2 separate regions of the Homo sapiens genome follow, and region 2 is linked to region 1. The links are chromatin loops, found by intact Hi-C in ENCODE. Cell type or tissue: chondrocyte. All regions are shown on one strand. Links, peaks and the distances in the headings refer to the core of each region. The heading gives the core; the rest is flanking DNA.

What was found. Peaks named below come from ENCODE experiments on the same cell type or tissue, not always from the same donor. Only the 100,000 strongest peaks of a DNase experiment are listed, where the experiment ranks them.
Region 2: a loop joins it to region 1, with 2.3 times the contacts of the local background. A loop is called at or near these places in 2 of 110 quality-filtered maps.

The regions. Positions count from the first base shown.
Region 1 is chr14:61,020,685-61,031,260 of GRCh38, forward strand. It overlaps SLC38A6 (solute carrier family 38 member 6), which reads left to right. Exons shown (of 16, transcript NM_153811.3): 6 at 9,761-9,839. LOC101927756 (a long non-coding RNA gene) reads right to left here. Exons shown (of 5, transcript XR_943921.2): 5 at 10,543-10,576. Among named protein-coding and RNA genes, the nearest start is that of SLC38A6, 45 kb to the left of the region's middle. In chondrocyte, for the core only: CTCF peaks have their summits at 4,752 (motif pointing left) and 4,963; no DNase peak of the experiment used is centred there.
Region 2 is chr14:61,140,133-61,150,708 of GRCh38, forward strand. No RefSeq gene overlaps it. Among named protein-coding and RNA genes, the nearest start is that of TMEM30B, 140 kb to the right of the region's middle. In chondrocyte, for the core only: a CTCF peak has its summit at 5,151; a DNase peak (open chromatin) is centred at 8,206.

The DNA of each region.
Region 1 (10,576 bases), core at 874-8,873:
AAAGTCAAGAAAACCAGTCTCTTCATTTATGAATTTATTATAGTCATTGATTTTAAGATCTATTTTGGAATAATTTATTTAGCAACTAAGTATTGCTTAACTGTGCACTGATAATGTTTCTGAATATGATGTATATTTTTATATTTTTAATCCCTCTTTATCCTCTCTGTATAGATTCTAAGAACTATCACATATTGTTTAGGTTAGATTGAACCATTGTTTAACAGTTTATGTAGACTGTTCAGTTCAGCAATTTAGATCCAAATTTGTGACCCTGGCACAAGGCCCACTGTTGTATTCTTTGTCCCTTTCACCTTGATTCCTTCCTTGTTCTCTAATCTTGTTTATAACTGTTATTGGAGATGGCTATACTGTAGCACTTGGCTGCTACTAGATTTAACTTCTCTGTATGTATGCTCCTGTACCCCACTATATTGTTAAGTTCCTTTAGCTCAAAAGTATGCCTCATTTCTCTTTGTACTCCCAGCACCTATTACACCTGGGAATTGATAAACTTGTTGAGCAGAATAGAGCTGAAATGATTTGTATAATCTCTTTCTAAGTACCTTAAATATTCTAGATATATTTATCAAGAAGAGAAAAGGGAAATGCTAGACCGGCATCTAGCTTCAGGTATTTGAAAGACTGAACATGAAATATAAAAAAGACACTAGACTAATTCAAGTATTGTTCCAGAGGGCAGAACTGGTGCTAATGTATAGAAATCTACAGAGAAGCTGTTTTGGGTTTTCTTATTCGGAGTACCCTTGTAACTAAGCTGTGTGATAATGAGGATGGCCTACATCCCTTTGAAAATGCTCCTTAGCCCTGAAAACATTCAAACAGAGCTGGTTGGTCAGTTGCCAGAATTCTAGAAAGGATTCTTGCATTTGGAGGTGGATAAATCATGAGTTTTCCCAACTCTTAATTTTGTTGGTTTGCTTGCTTGCTTATTTTAGAACTTTTTTTTAAAAAGGTGATTTAGAGTGGTCACAGCAGTTTTTAATGTCCCTTAAATTTAGAAAAGCTAGTAATGCTTATTTAGTTTTTAGAATGATATCCTCATGATTTTCTTCACATTGGTTAAAAGTGTATTAAGTGCCCAGTCAGTAATAACCAAATACATATTTTCAGAGTTTTTTCTGTCTTTTTTCGTAGCCAGATGTACATAAACCATTTCTTTATTATAATAGAATTGGAAGCTTGCTCTTGTGAGCAGAACACTAGATTGGAAGTCAGATACCTTGAATTCTGTCTACTCCAGTCTCTGCCATTGGGTAGCCATGTGTCTTGTGGAAATCCCTCACTCTCACTGTCTTGGCTTCAGTTCCCTCTTTGTTAAATTGTTGGACGGTAGAGTGGGAAGCAGGGAGTTTAAGGTCCCTTCTTACCCCAAAATTTGAATTCAAATTTGGCACATTGGGAGGCATATTAATTATTTTAACGTATTAACGTATTTTATTACAGGAAAGTTCAATGCGAGGGTTATACTTGGTTCAAAAGATGATTTGGCCCTTTCTTAGGTATCTTTAACAAATCAATAACTATTGCCCTAAAAGCATTCATGGATGCTATTTTTTGTCACTAAGCAAAAGGGAACTTCAGTTCTTAGGACTACCCTTTAGAACCTCCTCTTAGGTTAAAGTCTAGGAACCCTAGCCTTAAAAAGTAGTTTCTTGATTGATATATACAGAATCTGTGGAACTTCTAGTCCATGTATGCTTGCAAACAACATACTTATTTGGGAGGATATTTAATATACTGTGTCATTATATTAAATAAGTATATATATATATATACAGTTTTATTATAATAAATAAGTTAATCGTACAATGACCAATGTTACTTCATTAAAATGGATTTTGATTATTTTCTTTATTAATTGGAAATATATTGGATATTTAAAAGATTATATTAAGTGTAAATCAGATTGAATTTTTACACATCTTAAGTGCCTGTCTGCAAATAATGTAGTTCAGATAACTTTTTTTTAAAAGAATGTTTGTTAGTATAAATTATCTGACTTTTGCAGTGGTTGTTTACATTAAAACTGAAAAATAATGTAATAGATTCTATTTAGGTCAAGCACTCTACTAGATACTTTAATTATAACAACTCTTCAATATAGATATTATCTTCATTTTATAGAGAAGAGATCAGTGTGCAGTGGAGATAAGTAGCTTGCTCACATTTATCCCATAATGAAGCTTGGATTCAAACCTTGCTCAGTTGGCCTTTATTCTTTCTGCTATGATATAGCAAATGTTTGAAAAATGTGAAAAGATTAAATGTTGAAGATTTTCTAACTTCTTGGGGACAGGAACTATGTGTTTTTATTTGTTTTCCTAACTTTACCTAGTTTCTGAGAAGAGCTCAATAAGTAGTATTTGTTGAATGAATTGGACAGTTTTTAAAGTTCTGCTTAAAAGCCTAAGATTTTGCCTCAAAGAGACAATTGAATATACTATGTAAGTGATAAAAAAAGAAACTTGAAAGACCATAGAATGACTTCTAGTTTAGAATTATATAAAAATTTAAAAGTTCAAAATACTGGGGAGAGTTAGATCTCATTTATGTAAAATGGGTTAACAATATATTGAAATAGGCTGGGTGTGGAGGCCCACGCCTGTAAGCCTAGCACTTTGGGAGGCCAAAGTGGGAGGATTGCCTGAGCTCAGGAGTTTGAGACCAGCCTGGGCAACATGGTGAAACCCAGTCTCTACTAAAAATACAAAAAATTAGCCAGGCTTGGGGTTGTGTGCCTGTAAGTCCCAGCTACTCAGGTGGCTGAGGCAGGAAAATCGTTTAAACCCGGTAGACGGAGGTTGCAGTAAGCCAAGATCTCGCCACTGAACTCCAACCTGGGCAACTGTCTCAAAAATAATAATAATAATAATAATAATAATATATATATATACACACACACACACACACATATATGTAAAATATCTATTATTTTCAGGTTAAGAAAATCATATCTTAATGTTTCTTAACTCTCTTATTCTTTGTAACATTTAAATACTTCTCAGTTTTCATGAGATACAATTCCTGTGGTGAATCCATGAAAAAAATTGAAATGGAAGGCCTTTAAAAGCAAAATGACCATGGATTGCCCTTGATCAATATTTGTTTCATGTGTCTTTCGCCAAAGACCCAGTTTATTTCCCACATTTCCATATTCCATAAATCAAATTAATGTGCTCATTTATTTACATCCCTAGTACTTAGCACATAGTATACATTTAGTAAATAACATTTATTATAGGAAGAAAGAAAGGACTAAGAGGGGAGAGGGGGAAAAGCTAGTGACCTGGCTTAGTACTCCTTCAAGAGCAAAAAGAGAGTTGATTGACCAGGAAGAGAAAGCCCAGTATATGTAAGTGAGCATATAGTTTTTAGGAAAGCGTCTACTGTTAGAACTTCACAGAAAATCGTTTTTCTCCCCCAAGATTAATCAGGCACCAAGTATTAGTCACAAGGCTCTAGTGTGGTCTGACAAATTGATTGAAAAAATCTACTGTCTGTAAATCTCTAAATTTTATAATGGAAAAAAATGCAACACACTAGATTTAACACTCTTATTCTAAGGTTATAGAAATCCTTGGCTTTGGAAATTTGGGAACCATATAGTAAATTACTACTTAAAAGCAATTCCTGATATCTTCCCAATACTAATGAATAACAGGCTCAACATTGGCTAGAGCCAGAGGTAACCCTCTGCAGCCCATTTCCTCAGGTGCTGGAGTAGCATTTGTTGAGAGCCACTGCTACTGGGACCCAAAGTCAGAAAAGATGTGTCTGGAAGTTTTAACATTTAATGCTGTTATAGGGGACAATTCTGGCTTAGAGAGTTTGAATTTGGCAGCCTAACTAAAGATAAAAGATTAATAACTGTAGTAGAAAGTAAGTATAAGGTAGTTTTCACATAGTTCCTGTAACAGTGTTGTATTATGTGATTCTTTTCTTAAAAACTAAGGTAAGTAGTTGGTTTCACATTCATTTGAACTCCTGAAGTAAACCATTCAGTAGGCTAGAATTATCACTAGAAATCAAACACTACATCCCAATCATCTTCTTAGTCAAGCCAGAAAAAGTCTTATTAACTCTTACAAGCACATGATAACAGTGAAGTCAATTGATGTTATTTCTGGTTTCACAACTTGCCCAATTCAAAATGTGGAAAGATGAGTAGCTCCTAGGGGGATGTTATATTCTTATTTTGCTCTTATAAATATGAAGGATTACTATGAATAGCATATGCTTTCCTTAATTCTTCAAAGCCCCAGTTCTTTAAAGGAGATTAAAAATTTAATCATTACTACGTTTTGTGAAAGGAAAACCATAAACATTAGTAGTCTTACTGAAACCTCCTGAAATTGCTAGAATGACCCAGATGTTTCAGTCTGGCACAGAATCCACACACCTTACTCTTGCAGCCTTTATTAACACCTCAGTTTGGTAATCTATGGACTCGGGTAACCCCATTTCTAAATCTCAGAAAGGTATAAATAAGATCATTTTCAATTGAGAATTATAAAAATCTCAAATTCTCAGTATTTGAAAAATTCACAATATTAGATGCTAGAAACTACTTGGATTTGCTTTCTTCCTGTATATTCATTCATGCATTTTATTTATTTACTTTTTGGTAGGCTAGTAAAGTACTAAGAGTGTTTCAGATATACTAGTTTGTATTGTCTCTTGGGAAACTAGGATTGGGCGCGCAGATACATCGCCATCTGCTGGTCAGTTTATCTGTGGTGAAACTGCAGCTTTCTTGAGACTTGTCTAGAAATTCTAGAAAGCACTGCCTTAGAATAGGAGAGGTACAGGAAATTTGGAGAGTCTTTTTCACAAGCACTTCATTTGACAACATTTACTGGTAGTGTATCTTTTTTAAGGTTTTGAAAATATTTTTCATAGTAATTTCTATTGAAAATTATAAAATTTTCAGAACAGTAGATATTTTGGTCATTTTTTAATCAAATTTAAGATCCTGAAAATGATAAGACAAAGATATACATTTTTTTCTAGGGTCATGGGGGAGCATTTTCCCCCATATATTTTGATTTTCATTTATGCATGTGTTCTGTACTATTTGAGTGCATATAGAACTTCAGTGGCATTTAGATATTTTGTGGGACCACCAGATTAATGAGACACATTGAATAGAATAAACCAGTTAGTATCCATGACTAAAAACATGTTTGAAATAAAATTGAATCTCTCTGAGACAGAAAGGCAAACTTATTTTTTCCCCGTAGCACATCCGTTTGTTTAGGGCTGAGTAATCCTTTAAGAATTGCTGAACTTCCCCCAAGTGCTGAAAACCTAATTCTGTTTTAAAAATAGCTGTAAGTAATTCTGTCCTCATACATATATTTTACATGTTTAACAAAAAAGATTCTTATCTTCATAAACTGTAATGATGTCTTAGGCCCAAACTCCAATTAGGGTTGGTTTGTTTTTTTTAAGTTTGTATGCTTAATAACGACAACTTGGGAAGCATTTTCAGAGTGCTGCGAAAAATAACTCATAAGAATACAGTATTTGGAAGCACAGAGACTGATTTTTATTTTTTGGATTTCAGTGGAGTGTTAATATTTCAAATACGTGAGAATAGGAAACTTCCTCTTCAGAACTACAATCACAGCCGTAAATACAGTAGAGTCATAGCAGTAGATGCAATAGAATCTCATCATGAAACTCCATGAATTTTGAACTAATCACATCACCAAAGGAGCTCCAATACTGAAAAATGAAATACATTGAAAATATATCTCAAGATGAAATGAAAATTCTAAGTGTTACTAAAGCTTCTGACTAATGTTCTCTGTGATATTCATTTCCTTTGAAGTCAACTGTTAATCTCAGCATTCAAAAGTAGTTTGTTTAAATACTGATTTAAAAAAGAAAAATAATTCTGAAGAGTGGTACTTCTGGTAGACTTTCCTTATTTGTCTTTGTTTTGTTGGTTTACTTTTTCACTTTGCTCCTGCACTTTCTCATGGCATACTAGTTAATAGAACGAGTTTCTCAACCCAGGCGGGCTGTTTGCACCATCACTAGCTTGGGCAAGTTACTTCTTTGTGCTTCCTTATATTCTGTGAAATAAGTAATATGTACCTCACAGGTTTGTGTAAAGATTAAGTGAGGAAATAACTTGTGTAGAATACTACCAAGCATACAGTAGGCATCTAAAAAACAAAGATGTTAGCTGTTTTCATGGATCTCTGCCCAGAGTCCCTTCCCTGTTTCTGTGTTTCTAACATCTCTCCTCTCAACCTCCCGGGCCCAATTCATTTATTTCACTTTATAATTAGATCAGCAGATATTAACACCTTGCAACTTGCTATTACCTAATCAGATTTTACCCCATTTTAGTCACTTTTTAATATTACTGTTGCTTCTCCATGTTGTTTTTAAAGAGTGCTTTCAACTTCTGTGTTTTCAGTTGACAGATGTTTTATTTTTTCCCAGAGAAGTTTCTATTAAATGAGTTATATTAGTTTAAAATTAAGTAGAAAAGAATACCTATTTAGTTAATGTGCTAAAACTAAGTGATTTATAATGGCTGAATACCTGACATCAAGGTATATCTTCTGGCACTGATTTTGGCTTTGGTGGTTTGGGGCCACTTAACTATATGCATGGCTCTTGTGGATGACCCAGTTGCAGCTATTAATTTAGAGTAGAACATGGTGTGTCTTGTTTTAGGAATCTATACTAGGTGTCCATGTCACCCAAAATCATTTGCAAATTTTTGCTTATGATTGGTCTGTAAGATAAGTGCTTAAACACTTTCTTATGCCATTTATAAAAGACATAAGACAAAAACTGTGGCAGACAGCTATTTGATCTAGTAAACCTTTTAGTTAAAAACAAAGGCAATATGAGCATTCCTATCAATAGTATATCTTTAAAACTTTTCCAGTTCATTTTATTGAGCTGATTGTTCTTTTGTATGAATTTAATTAAGATATATTTCCTAACTTAATGTGTATTTGGTAATCTTTTTGTTTCTTTTCTGTATTATATATAATATAATGTGTTAAAGTGCTAGCTAGTTCTTACATGAAAGTTTACTTGTGATTAAGAAAAAAATAATTTTCATAGTGAATAGAATGGTGGTGGCCTTTGTTTTACTGGCTTAATCCGTGTGGGTTTTCCCCTATAGTAAGTTCTGTGGTTGTATACTCTTAAAATATATACTAACATTCTCTAGAAAAGAAGCAATGTTTTGCATGTTTTATTATATTTGTATCTTGTATGTGAGGTCTTCTTTGAGAGAGAAACACGTTTGGTGAGTTCATATTTCTTAAAATATACATGATTCTTCAGACTGGAATCTAATGAAATAGTACTCCCATTTGAAAACCAAAGAGTTGAGGGTACAACAAAGGATAAAAGTGATCAGATGATTAGCCAGGGGCTAATAGAAATTCTGGAAAGAATGACAGATATTATATTAGAAAGAAATAGGATCTCATATTCACTGAAGCTTTCTACAGCTAAAGGTCCAAAAGAAATAATAGAAAATTACTGAAAGAGATGAATGTCTGAAACTTTAGAAATGCATGTGGTGTTGGATTAATCCAAGCAAGAAAGAAAGATGGGCAGATAATAAATTACATTTTATAGGAAGTCTGCTTTCCTTGTTTTCAAAGTATTTTGTCTTTTTTCTTTTCTGTCTCTCTCACAAGATATATTTAAGTAAGTCTAGGCCGGTTTCAGAAAATTCAGTTCACAATTTTTATCTTTGCACCATATGTGTAGAGTTCTTTGGAATCGGTAAAATATTATAAAAACTCCAAATCCTTGAATGGAGAAGGTTAGTCTAAACCTTCCTTCTGTTCTGTGCCAAATTGATAGCATTTTTCCTTACGAGAATATGAACAATACAGAACACATTTTCACATACAATCAGTTGTAATACCCCATAACTAAAAGATTTTGCAGAAATGTCTCAGTGGATTTTAGTCAACCCACTGAGACATAGCTGTACTTCTGCTAGGGAAAAAGAAATCGTTGTAAACTGAAAAAATATGTATATGTATATTTTCATCACAGAGAAGTGATTATTTAACTGTTCTAAATTTTACTTTGACATAAATACATGTTATTTTACTAAAAAAAATTGAGAGTGTATGTTTTTGTGTCTATAGTATTATCTATCTCCATACAAATTTACACGCAAAGTAGCATGTATCCTTTTTTTCCTCAAGTTAAATGGTCACATAGCATTGTAATCATGAAGTTCAGCTCCTTTCAAATGATGTTGATTGAGAAATATACATTCTTCTTAAACTATTTGAGCCTTTTAATCAATTTTTCCCCAGATTTTTGCCATTGAAACTTGACTTTCATTTTTGTTCTTAGCTTTTGTAAGTTTTGTAAGGAGAAAGTGAAATGTTTCCTGATATATAAATAAGTAATAAAATTAATGTGCACACAAAGTATACTCTTTATTCTTTTTTTTTTTTTTTTTTGAGGTGGAATTTTGCTCTTTCACCCAGGCTGAAGTGCAGTGGTGCAGTCTCGGCTCACTGCAACCTCCGCCTTCCAGTTTCAAGCGATTCTCCTGCCTCAGCCTCCCAGGTTAGCTGGTATTGCAGGCAACTGCCACCACGCCTGGCTAATTTTTGTATTTTCAGTAGAGACAGGATTTCACCATGTTGGCCAGGCTGGTCTCGAACTCCTGACCTCGTCAACCGCCCGCCTTGGCCTCCCAAACACTCTTTGTTCTTCATGGGCGTTTCCTTTTTGGCCCCAACACATACACACAAACATAATCTCTGGGAGGAAAGAGAATCTTACTCTGTTAAATTGAAGTTCTGACTACAAATCTTCTGAGTTTCTATATATTTAAGCTTAAACTCAAGTATTTACATATGAATGAGTTCTGTATTCTGTAACCATATTAAAACTTTTCCTAGTATTTTTATAGAATTTGTTTTTATAGCTACATCAGAATTAGGATCGTTATTAAAGTGCTATAAAAGGTAGTTATTTATCGGACTCTGTTAGATTAAATGTGAGAAATAATGCTAGCTTCAGGTTATGATTACATAATATAGATGAACCCTGTTAATAAAATGGAATAAAAGTTGGAAGTTTTGTCTTTTTAATATATTTAATGGTTTATATTGAACTTTCTCTAATCTTTTTAGAGACTAATTTTAAATGTAATTCATTATGTATTCTTTTTTATCCTATAATTATATGTGTTCATAATGCAGGGGTGGGTAGTAGAGAGAGGAAAAGAAAGGGACAGAGGGAATGAGACTTCTCTGTTGTGGGGAGGCATCTTTCTCTAGTAAGAAGGAACAGATAATCCAGTTACTAGCCATACCTATTAAACTTCTGTGTCTATGTCTGTTGTTGCTAAACTAACCTCTAATGCCTTAGACGGAGTGATAACATATAAGAGAGTTTTTGTAAAACTTTGTACAAAATTTCATTTAAAAGTAGCCTGTAATCAAGACTGTTTCTCTTACCTAGTTTGCTTTGGACTTGAAATGTAAACAAAAGATACTTAATGAACTTAACAATTGTTATTCTTCTCTACAGTTACTTTTCTGTGTGTGTGTGTGTGTGTGTGTGTGTGTGTGTGTGTATGTATCTTTGGTATAGTGTGTTATATGTTAATCTTCCATATGTTGTCATAGCTCTAATGGACATCTCTTTTCCTAGATGGATTATTGTTTAAATGGTTAAGAATCATAGAATTCTAATAGGAACACTATTTATTCTTTTGCAGCTATGTCATCTTATCTTTTAATTATTAAAACAGAGCTTCCTGCTGCTATTGCAGAATTTTTGACTGGAGACTATAGTAGGTAAGAAAAAGTATTTTACATTGTGTCCGTTCATGTATTAATTTGATAAATATGTATTAAGCTGTAAATGGCAATACTTGTAGTGGCAGGTAAAATAAATGTAGTCCTTGCCCTCAAGACAGTTACAAATTAGGCAGAAGTGAAGCAGTAATAGAATAGAAACTACTCAGCCAATGTTTGATTACCCATATGAAAGCGCTGTTCTGTGAACCATATGAAGCACCAGATATAATCCTTGCATTCCTTGGGGGTGTGAGATAGGCTAAGACAGGTCTGAGATTGAGATGCTCTTAAGGAGGAATAAAGGGTAAATTTCTGGGGATATGCAAGACACAGGTTGGGGATGGGAGAAGGTTGAATATACTGACAGTACGGGTCTTAAACAAAGGAGGGGAGTGAATGATATTGCTGTCATTTCTCAGCAAATCATAGTGATAAAAAATGTGGCAGTTACAACTATACCTGTTTGAAATTCCTATTATATACCATGGCAAAAAAATAAATTATTTGCAAGGACTTAATTGTTTCATTTCCTGTTTTTGAACAATATTATAAACAATACTAAACTACATTGTATCTCTTTTATCTTTCTTTAAAAAATGCATCTTACATTTTTGACTCACCTCTTTATAGGGAAAAAACAAAATTAATTGTACTTTTCACTGTGTAGAACAAGAACATTCTAGAAAAAGGAACTTGAAAAGACAGAATAAATCATTTTAATTGCCATCAAGTTA
Region 2 (10,576 bases), core at 1,413-9,412, 120 kb after region 1:
CCCATGGATTTCCGTACGTACCAGTTTCTGACTCTGGCACTCAGAGCTCTCCACAATATGACCGACCCTACCTTCTCAGCCTAAACACCCCAGCCCAACCCCACCAGGAGGTGAGCCATTCTTTTCGCCCATCCTCCCCTTCCCCGCTTCCATGTCCTCCCCGCTGCTACTCTTCTCAAGATCACCTTCTCTGTGTGTTTTTCTGTCCTCTTGGCTCAGCCCTCTCTCCAAGTGCCCTTCTTACTTAAGTTCCCATGCTGGGCCCTACTCATCAGAGGCATTCTGCCAACATATACTGCCTGGATGGGACCTGCCAGGGTCACAAGGCAAGGCCTGCAGTCCTGGAAGCTCTCCTTCGTGGTTTCCTCTTTCATGGAGGACACTGACTTCACAGAGTTTTGACCTGGGATGGTAAATGTTTGAACACATTCCTGAACTGATTTGAGAAAAGCCCCACAGCTTGAAATGGAGCCACCACTATTTTTGCCCTGCCTAGAAGTCCTCTGTGTTTTCTTCTCAGCTAAAGTATAAGTTCCAGGGGGGCAGGGGTCATGAGATGTGTGTGTTTGCATCCACTTCCCACTGACCCTGCCATGGGCATGCACATGCTGTGGACGGAGTCAACGCTCCATGGATCATGGCACAATGGTTACTGGTTGGGGTGGGTTGCAGCATATCACTAAGAAACACACCACTACCTGCTCTAGTCGTCATCTCTCTAGGGCTCTTTTGCACTCAGAAAGACACCTGGCCATTGTTTTCAGTCCTTGAGCCAAATGACATAAAGCTGCAGACTATTACTAAGGCTGCAAGGCTCTGATGTGGTCAGTGGCTCAGAACTAACTCATTGGAAGCCCTCCTGCCAGGGAATTGAGAGATAATGGAACATGTTAGACCAGGGGTTGTCAGACTTTTTCCATAAAGGGCCAGATAGTAAATATTTCAGGCTTTGCAGGCCATATGATCTCCATCACAATGACTCAACTCTGCTGCTATAGTGTGAGGGCAGCCACAAACATGACATAATCAGAGTGTGGCTGTGTTCCAATAAAACTTTATTTAGAAACACTGAAATTTGAAATTTGCATGATTTTAATATTACAAGATAATCTTTTGACTTCTTTAACCATTCAAAGCTATAAAAGCCTTTCTTAGCTAGTGTGCTGCAGTTTGCCAACTTCTGGATTAGACCACCAAAGGGAACATTTTATTCCCATTCATGGAAGGGCTTCTCAGACAACTTGCCTCAGAGTCACTGAGAGGTGGGGTCAGGGGTGGCGGAGAATGCCTGCTAAAAGTGCAGGTTTCTGGTCCCAGCACCCTAACTATTGAACCAGATTACCAGAAGAACAGCCCAGGAAACTGCCATCTTAGCAGACTCTCCTAGGTGACTGTGATGCCCACTAAGTGTGGAGAATCATTTTAGCTGAAAAGAAATCAAAAGCTTCTTAGAGAAGTTTTTTAATTTTGGTAGAAAAATGAAGCCAGTTGGGCTTGGTGGTGTGTACCTGTAGTCCCAGCTACTTGGGCGGTGAGGTGGGAGGATTGCTTGAGCGCAGAAAATCAAGGCTGCAGCGAGCCATGATCTTGCCACTGCACTCCAGCCTGGGTGACAGAGCCAGACCCTATCTCAAAACAAAAACAACAGCAACAAAAATGAAAGAAAGAAAAATGAAGCCAACCAACAAGACAAGTGCTTCCTACTTGAGCAGGCTCTTTTAGGACACTTTTGAGGGTACTTTGGGTTCTCCCATTTGTAAGTTGCTTCAGTCTTCCTCAGACTGCGAGTGCTATGTTTCCAAAGAGAATGAGCAGAGGGCAACCCAAGCCTTTCTGGGGGAGATGTTGTCTCCCCCAGAAAAAAAAAAAAAAGAGTTCTCCCACCAAGAACTTTATCCTTGTTTGGCCAAACCTTCTCCTCCAGGAGAAAGAGGGGGAGACACATTGCTGTGGGAATGGGAGAAGGGGAAACATCTGATATTGTTCCAGGAACCACTTCTATCAGGGGCTCCTCTGCCCTCCATGCCCACCATTCACCCATCACTGGTTGGCATTGGGTGGGGGGAGTCACCCCCTGTAACCTACTTTCCAAGGCTTGGTGATTTTCTGTCTCCCATCAAAATGGGCAGGAAGGGTGTGTGTGCTTGGAGAGGGGCAACTGTGTGTATTCTTGTGTGTTAGAAGTGGGGGTCTACCAAGTGCAATATCTGTAACTAAGTGGGTATAAAAGCTATGCAACCCTGCTTTCAGGGAGGTAACACATCAGGAGTGCAGAACCCATGGAGATGGGTGTGTATGGGGAGGCAGGGCTGTGAAGAGCACAGATGCTTTTCTTTTTCTTTCTTTCTTTTTTTTTAAAGCCAGATTTTATTTGTATTTAAAAACAATGCTCAGGAGACTTAAAAGTTCCAAAGCCGTGAAGATATCCAGTTTCAATGTACAGCTACAACAAGGTGCTGTTGATCAGCGACTGAGTCATGGAAGGCTCTGTAGTGCCTTGGGGACCTCTGCTCCTTCGTATCACTCCTAGTCTTGGCCTCATGGTTTTCTGCAAGTTCTTGTTGACTATAACTTTATACAGGGCTGTCATTGCAGTAAGGACAACAAAAAAGCACCTATGGCTATCATTGTTAATCCAGTAGAGAAAACCACAAAGTCAGAGGGGTCATGTATAACAAAAATGATTTCCAGAATCACGGTCAATAACCCTAAGCAGGTGACAAGCAGACATTCAGAGCAAGACAAACATCAGAATGGTAGTCCCATCCATGGATAAGCTTGGTCAGGTTGGTACATGAATTTTTGCTGGCACAGCAGACAGCTTTTTAGTCAAAAGAAGGTCAGGAATAGTTTCCCCTGTCTACTGCACATTCTGAATGTCCTTACCATTTTTCTCTCTTGCTAGAAGAACCCTGGTTTTATTCTGGCATCCAGCCATAAGGAAGGTGACCTTGTCACAGTGATATGCAGGTAAATGTTTGCCAACTGGCTTTTCAGGAGAAAAAGCCCTGCTATGTAGTGTTTGCCAATTCCTGTGGTGTTGCCCATCATGCCCAATTTCAAGCTACCAACATGAAGTCACTAAACGCAAAGCTGGGAGGAGATGTGCACTATCAGCTTGCATGAGCTGGTGGGAGCTGGCTTTGAACCAACACTGCCCCATTGCCACTCAGAGATAATAGTCAATCATGGTGATCCCATCTGTATTAGTCCATTTTCATGCTGTTGATAAAGATGTACCCAAGACCGGGCAATTTACAAAGGAAAGCTATTGGACTTACAGTTCCACATGGCTGGGGAAGCCTCACAATCATGGCAGAAGGCAAAGGAGAGCAAGTCACGTGTTACATGGATGGCAGTAGGTGAAGAGAGAGATTGTGTAGGGGAACTCCCCTTTATAAAACCATCAGGTCTCATGAGACTTATTCACTATCATGAGAACAGCACAGGAAAGACTTGCCCCCATGATTCAATTACCTCCCACCAGGTCCCTCCCACAATACATGGGAAATCATGTTGAGATTTGGGACACAGCTAAACCATATTATTCTGCCCCTGTCCCCTCCTAAATCTCATGTCCTCACATTTCAAAACCAATCATGCCTTCCCAACAGTCCCCAAAGTCTTAACTCATTTCAGCATTAACTCAAAAGTCTGAAGTGTAAAGTCTCATCTGAGACAAAGCAAGTCCCTTCCACCTATGAGCCTATAAAATCAACAGCAGGTTAGTTACTTCCTAGATACAGTGGGGGTACAGGCCTTGGGTAAATACAGCCATTCCAAATGGGAGAAATTGGCCAAAACAAAGGGGCTACAGTCCCTATGCAAGTCTGAAATCTAGCAGGGCTGTAAAATCCTAAAGCTCCAAAATGATCTCCTTTGACTCCATGGCATCCAGGTCATGCTGATGCCAGAGGTGGGTTCCCATGGTCTTGGGCAGCCCAGCCCCTGTGGCTTTGCAGGGTACAGCCTCCCTCCTGGCTGCTTTTATGGGCTGGCATTAAGTGTCTGCAGCTTTTCCAGGCACACGGTGCAAACTATCAGTGGCTCTACCATTCTGGGGTCTGGAGGACAGTGGCTCACTTCTCATGGCTCCACTAGGCAGTGCCCCAGTAGGAACTCTATGTTGGGGCTCTGACCCCACATTTCCCTTTCGCACTGCCCTAGCAGAGGTTCTCCATGAGGGCCCCACCCCTGACACAAACTTCTGCCTGGACATCCAGGCATTTCCATACATCTGAAATGTAGGTGGAGGTTCCCAAATCTCAATTCTCGACTTCTGTGTAGAAGTTCCAAACTGTCCCACATTTTCCTGTCTTCTTCTGAGCCCTCCAAACTGTTCCAACCTCTGCCTGTTACCCAATTCCAAAGTTGCTTCCACATTTTCAGGTATCTTTTCAGCAACACCCCGCTCTCAGCACCAATTTACTGTATTAGTTTGTTTTCACACTACTGATAAAGACATACCCGAGACCGGGCAATTTACAAAGGAAAATTGGACTTACAGTTCCACGTGGCTGGGGAAGCCTCACAATCATAGCATAAGGCAAGGCAAGTCATGTCTTACATGGATGGCAGCAGGCAAAGAGAGAGATTTTAAAACCATCAGATCTCATGAAGCTTACTCACTATCACAAGAACAGCACAGGAAAGACTTGCCCCCATGATTCAATTACCTTGCACTGTGTCCCTCCCACAACACATGGGAATTCAAGATGAGATTTGGGTGGGGACACACCCAAACCATATCACCATATCACTGGCAGTCATTGGCCTATGAGCAGAAAATATTCTGGACTGGGACCACAACTGACCACATCATGAGGTACAGCACAGAGATAGGGAAAGGACCAGAGGCCTTGAGGATATGCTCAAGCTGCTGAAATAACCAGGTCTCACAGCACTTTATATTAGGACTTCTGGTAATATGTATTCAGAAAAATTCCAGATTGTTCAAGCTAGTGGAGTTGAGGTTTCTGTTACTTGCAGCAGAAAGCTTCCTGATGGGTACACCTTCTCTGCATCAATCACTCAGAAAGGAAGAAGCAAGCATGTGTGAGTTATTACCCTGCCATTAGCACCTCACCATGGCCACGTACAGAGGGGAGCTCCAAGGACTCAGAGGCAATGGCCTAACAAGTCAGCCCCCCATGGCTCATTATCTTTCCCCTGCAGACCCTCCAAAGCCTATTTACCCTGTGAAATGCCACAATTTTCTTTGTCACCTGTCTTGCTCCAGTGCTGCCAGCACGAGTGATGTAGGGTATTATCAGGGCTTCAGCAACAGCGTGTGTGGCTGGAGTTTAAATGAATTTCATCAGCATGATTAAATACTTATTACATGAGTCAAACATACGGGCTTCATTAAGCTAGTGAACTCCCAGGAACCTCCTCTTCTGTTTATACAACCCATCTGGACTCTCAGATTACTTTAAAGAAATGGGATAAATGGAGTTCGATATGACAGCCAGCTCATCTTTCAGCGTTGTACTCTCAGAGGAAACTCATCTTCCATTGCTAAATCTGGCCTCCCTACAATTGGGTGCAGAGGTTTTTTTCCATCTGCTTCTGGCCTCCGTGAAAGCCTGACATGATGCTGAAATTGAGACTTTAAGAGTAACTTGCCAGGACATGACAGACATACTTTTCTCATTGAAGCATGGAACATTGTCTAAAGTCATTTGCAAGCACAAAACTTGGGCTTTTACGAGGAGGCACACCTTGAAAGCAAAATAAAGGGCAAGGTTTAATTAACTTACCAGGCCCTCTGTTAGTCGTTATTAGAAGCTCTTTATCAAATTAAAGGCCTGCTGGGAAGCCAGCTGAGTGCCGAGAAGCAGTGACATGCGTTAAGTGCCAAAGTGGGTTTTAATTGGCTGTTTAAATGAAGGAAAGCTCCCTGCAGTGTGACAGACACACATCATGGGGTGTGTGCCAACACACACACACACACACGGAGCCCCAGGCAGTCTGGAAATCACAGGAACCACATTTTTGGAAAGCTGACATATCCAAAGCATGACCACAGCCTACCAGGAAGGGAGCCCTAAAGCATGTGGCATTCCAGGCTCAATAAATGCCATAGTTATTATTTCTGATAATAATAAAAGAGCTGTAGCAGTAAGACTTTTGAATGCTGCCAAATTTGCACTGTACATCGTCCAGCTGAATTGCCAAGGTCTCTTACTCCTGGATTGAGCCCAGGATTTTGTTTTGTCTTTGGTGTCATCAAGCCACTAACATGTAAAATGGGAACGTGAATACCTACCCTATGAGAATGTTACAAGAGATTTACACAAAGCTCCTAGCAGTTCCCACCATGTACTGAAGGCCCAACGAATGGTAGTTATTTTGACGAAAGCATTTCTACTGTGCTCTTTAAAAAATTATTGGAGAGTATTTATTCCTCATAGTCCCAGTTATGCTAGGAGGCCCTACAGGGTGGTGGCTAAGAGTACAATCTTTGGAGTCAGATTGATATGGACTTGTGTGCTCGCTCCACCATATCAGGGGGCCTTTCTGAGCCTCGGGCACCTTTTCTATAAAATGGGATACATTCTACAAAATAGGTTATAACATACCTACTTCATAAAATGGTGGAAAAAGTACACGACTGTGCCTGAAAAGAACTTAGCACAATGTATGTACATAGTAGTTGTGATCATCAATATGCTTCCTAGGGGAATGAGTGTGTTTCCTGTTGAGAGATGGAGACATGAAATTACAGAGTGGCTGTGGGACAGGCCCCAAGGACACTGTACCTTTTCACATAGGCTGCGAGCAAAAGCTCATTGAGTCAATCATTTGTGGAGGTGATGGGGTGGAATCTTAACAGAAGGCAGCAAGGACAGGGTTTTTAGGGATTGGGGACACATTCAGGACACATAGGAGAGCTCTGCAGTCAGTCTTTTGCTGGTGATCACCCCTTCAGAAAGCTGGGGCTTCCCCATCATCTGACTATGAACATATTTGATGCAGAATAACTCCATGATACAGCTGTGACAAGAGGCCAGGCCTCCAGTTTCCAGTCTACAGCTTATTTTACTGAGAAAGTTTCTTGTCAGGGTGAGATTTTCAACTGGTGGGGAGAAAATTATTCCAAAACCACTGTTTTTTAATTTCAAAAGCAAGTTTTTTTTTTTGTTTTTTGTTTTAAGAATTGTATTGGTACTCTGAGCTTGTTATTTTAAAAGAAGCTGTCAATTGAAGTTTTTATTATATGATCAATATCACCCAGGATTCTTTACAAGGATGATGTGCAGCAGCTGCTGTAACTCTTGGCTTCTTGTCAGCATTATAATTTGGCGTAAAGTTATGGGGAGGTGACAGAGAGGGAGGGGAAGGAGTCATGTGACAAGAGAGGGTGGTGAGATCTTTTGAAGAAGTTAGAAGCGGTAAAGAATCTCAGCCTACAGCAGCTGGTGAGAAACTTAAAATACAGGACTGTGGGTCCTTGGAGCCATTTTGAATTGGAGGATGTTTTCATAAAGGCTGCAAAAATAAACCTTCCTGGATGAAAGCATGTGGCTACGTGCATTTAAACACACGCCCTCTGTTCCAATAACACCGCGATTCTGAGCTATCCCTGATGCACCAGCAAGGAAGAGAATAAACTCCTTCGTTTCCCAACATCCTTGCTGAGGGCTTGGAGGGACAGCTCTCACTCAATTTTCCAGCCTGGTAAGGCTTTGAACATGAAACAGACGTGTCCCCGGGGCTCTTACAAAATGAGCCACAGCAGGCTGATGTCAGGGCATGGATTCATGGGCTGCCGGGGGGTTAACATCTCTTGCAATTCCAAATAAGAAAAAAGCCTGCATTCTTCTTCATTCCTCCCATTTCACACATCCCTGGCAGCTGGGTTTCCCAATGCTTCATTGAGGCCAATGTGCGTGAAGGAATGGATCAGCAGGAGCAGGCCATCAGGCGGCCATTTTAAGCCCTTGGCCTCCATCCCCACTCCCCACGCTGGGGCGAGACAGACAGGCCTTTGTGTGCCTGGAGCCGGCTAAGCCAGGATGTGACTGTGAGCTGGAATCTGACCTTTCATGGGCTCCAGCACCTGTCAGAAAAACGAACAAGCTTGGGGTGTTTTTTCCGCTCCGGACTTAAATGCCAGTTTTGTGACTCCCTCACAGTGGAACTGTGCCAAGGCAGTTGTGGTCAACTCCAGCTCTCCGAGGAGCAGACCTGAGACGTAAGTGATGGACGGCCCCGCGTTTCTGAGGCCTGGCCAGCTCTCGGCTCAGGTTGAATTCAAGCCGAGCCCAGGACTTCAGTGCTTGAGTTAGGAACCTCAGAGCAGATCAAAACAGCCACATTACTCCGGCACCCTGTGGTGCATGTGAGTGTGTGTGTGTGCACGTGTGTGGGTGTGTGTGCATGCATTCAGCACTGGAACAAAGACCCAGTCACGGTGACCCTGACATAGATGGCTGTCCATTCATCAGGAGTGGGATTATGGAGCAGTGTTGGCACCCCCTCTGCCCACCCCGTCTTGGCCTGCTGCGGCAGTCTGATTATGAACATTCTAGTCATTCTTGGGTTGGACCCTGCCACTTGTGATCCACAGGACCTCAGTCAAATGACTTAACGTTTCTGAACCTCAACTTTGTCAGCCATGAAATGGGGATTAAAATGCCTTATTCCAATGGTGGTTGTGATTTAAATGAGATAATATATACAAAGCACCAAGCATCTTGTGAAAGCACCTTGGAGACACTTAGTCAATAGCCACCCTTTCCTCCCCTGTTGCAGAGCATGCTTGGGCTAGAAGGAAATGGGAGTTTCAGTCACTATTGATATTTGATTGCCCAATAGACACACACAGTTTTGATCATAGAAGAGGGGCTAGCTCAGCCTATCAATGGCTTCAGCTGTGGGAAGACAACTTTCCTCCTAAGTGTGGCCCCAGAGGATGTGGTGTTCAGGGCTCCTTAGTGGCCTGGCCTTTGGCTGGGAGTGGCTGTAGCTGTCTAAAGGGGCGGAGGGCTTTAGTGTGGACCTGTGGTTGGTGCACTCCCCTCCACCCCAAACAGGTTCAGAACCCTATAGGTGGAAGGAGGCTAAAGCGCACCCATGCTCCAGCCGAAGGAGCTTGTCCATTTGAGGTGAATATGGCCACTGCCCCTGCGTCTTTGGCTCCAGGGATCCTGCCTCTGCCCTCTCATTTCACAGGATAGTGGTCCAAGGCTAAGAAGTAGCAGCTGAAGTGGAAGGCAATGTCTGCAGTTACACAGATGGCTGGCCCAGAGCTCGAGACATGCAGGAGATGTCAAAGAAAAAAAATAAAAATCGAATCCTCATTCTCAAGGCTATCGATAATTTAAAAGTTCATAAATATTGATCCCATAAAATCTGATTTTGGAATCACATGGATTCCAAAATAAACAAAATTGTATTTTAGATGTGAAGTTTATGTTTCTTTGACTTTACCACATCTTGTGAAAATGGATGTATAGATTTTTACCAATTTTGGAGGGTGTGATGAGGGTGACAGAAAATGTAGGCTCTGCCCTGGGAGAGAGCTTGAAGAGATAAGTAATCATTTGCCAGAGGGAATGAAACTGAAATCTAGTGACAGGTAGCTGTGCCTGGCAGGCAGGGAGGAGTGGCCCTCGAACTAAGAGGCTGGGCCAAGAAAACAAATGGCGGTGGATGAGCCCCACATTGGAACGTGGTTGTTGATTTGCAACATGCTGCTTCCTGTAGAGCAACTCTGGGTAGTCAGCTGCAAAGTGAGGAAAACAGATTTATTCCTTTAACTATTCTGAAGAATACAAACTAAACCAGTTAGTACACACAAATAGCCTGTAATGCTATAATGTCCATTATCTTTATTTAGTTTGTTTAATTTCCTTCCTTCCTACCTTCCTTCCCTCCCTTCCTTCTTTCCTTCCTTTCTCTCTGTTTTTTCCTTTCTTTCTTTCTTTCTCTTTCTTTTCTTTCTTTCTTTTTCTTTCTTCTTTTCTTCCTTCCTTTCCCTCTCTTTCTTTTTCTTTCTTCTTTCTTTCCTTCCTTCCTTTCCCTCTCTTTCTTTCTTTTTTCTCCTTCCTTCCTTCCTTCCCTCCTTCTTTTTCTTTTCTTTTTTCTTTTCTTTCTGTAGAGCTGAAGGTCTTTTCTTTCTGTAGAGATGAGGGTCTTGCTATCCTCAGCAAGTGCTTGCGATCCCCCCAAAGTGCTGGGATTATAGGTGTGAGCCACTGCACCCAGCCTAGTTTAACTTTTTAAAGGATGCTGTTGCTTGTCTAGACTATACATTTTGTAGCCTTTCTGTTACTAGTGTTTGAAACATAGTCTGCAGTGTGCCAAACACTTCCCTTCAAATGCTTATCATAAGGATTCTTCTACAAGGAAGCTTCTGTTGCCCCCATTTCACAGATGAGGCTCAAGGAAGTTGGGTAACTTGCCCCGCATCACCCAGCTAGTAAATGGCAGAGTTGGGGCATAAACTTGTGTGTGTTTATTCCAGAACCCAAATTCTTGACCAGAATGGGATGTTGCCTTTTCCTGTGGTTTCTTAAAACGCCATTCATTTACTACAAAGATATTCAGATGGTCAAAATTTGATTTTGTT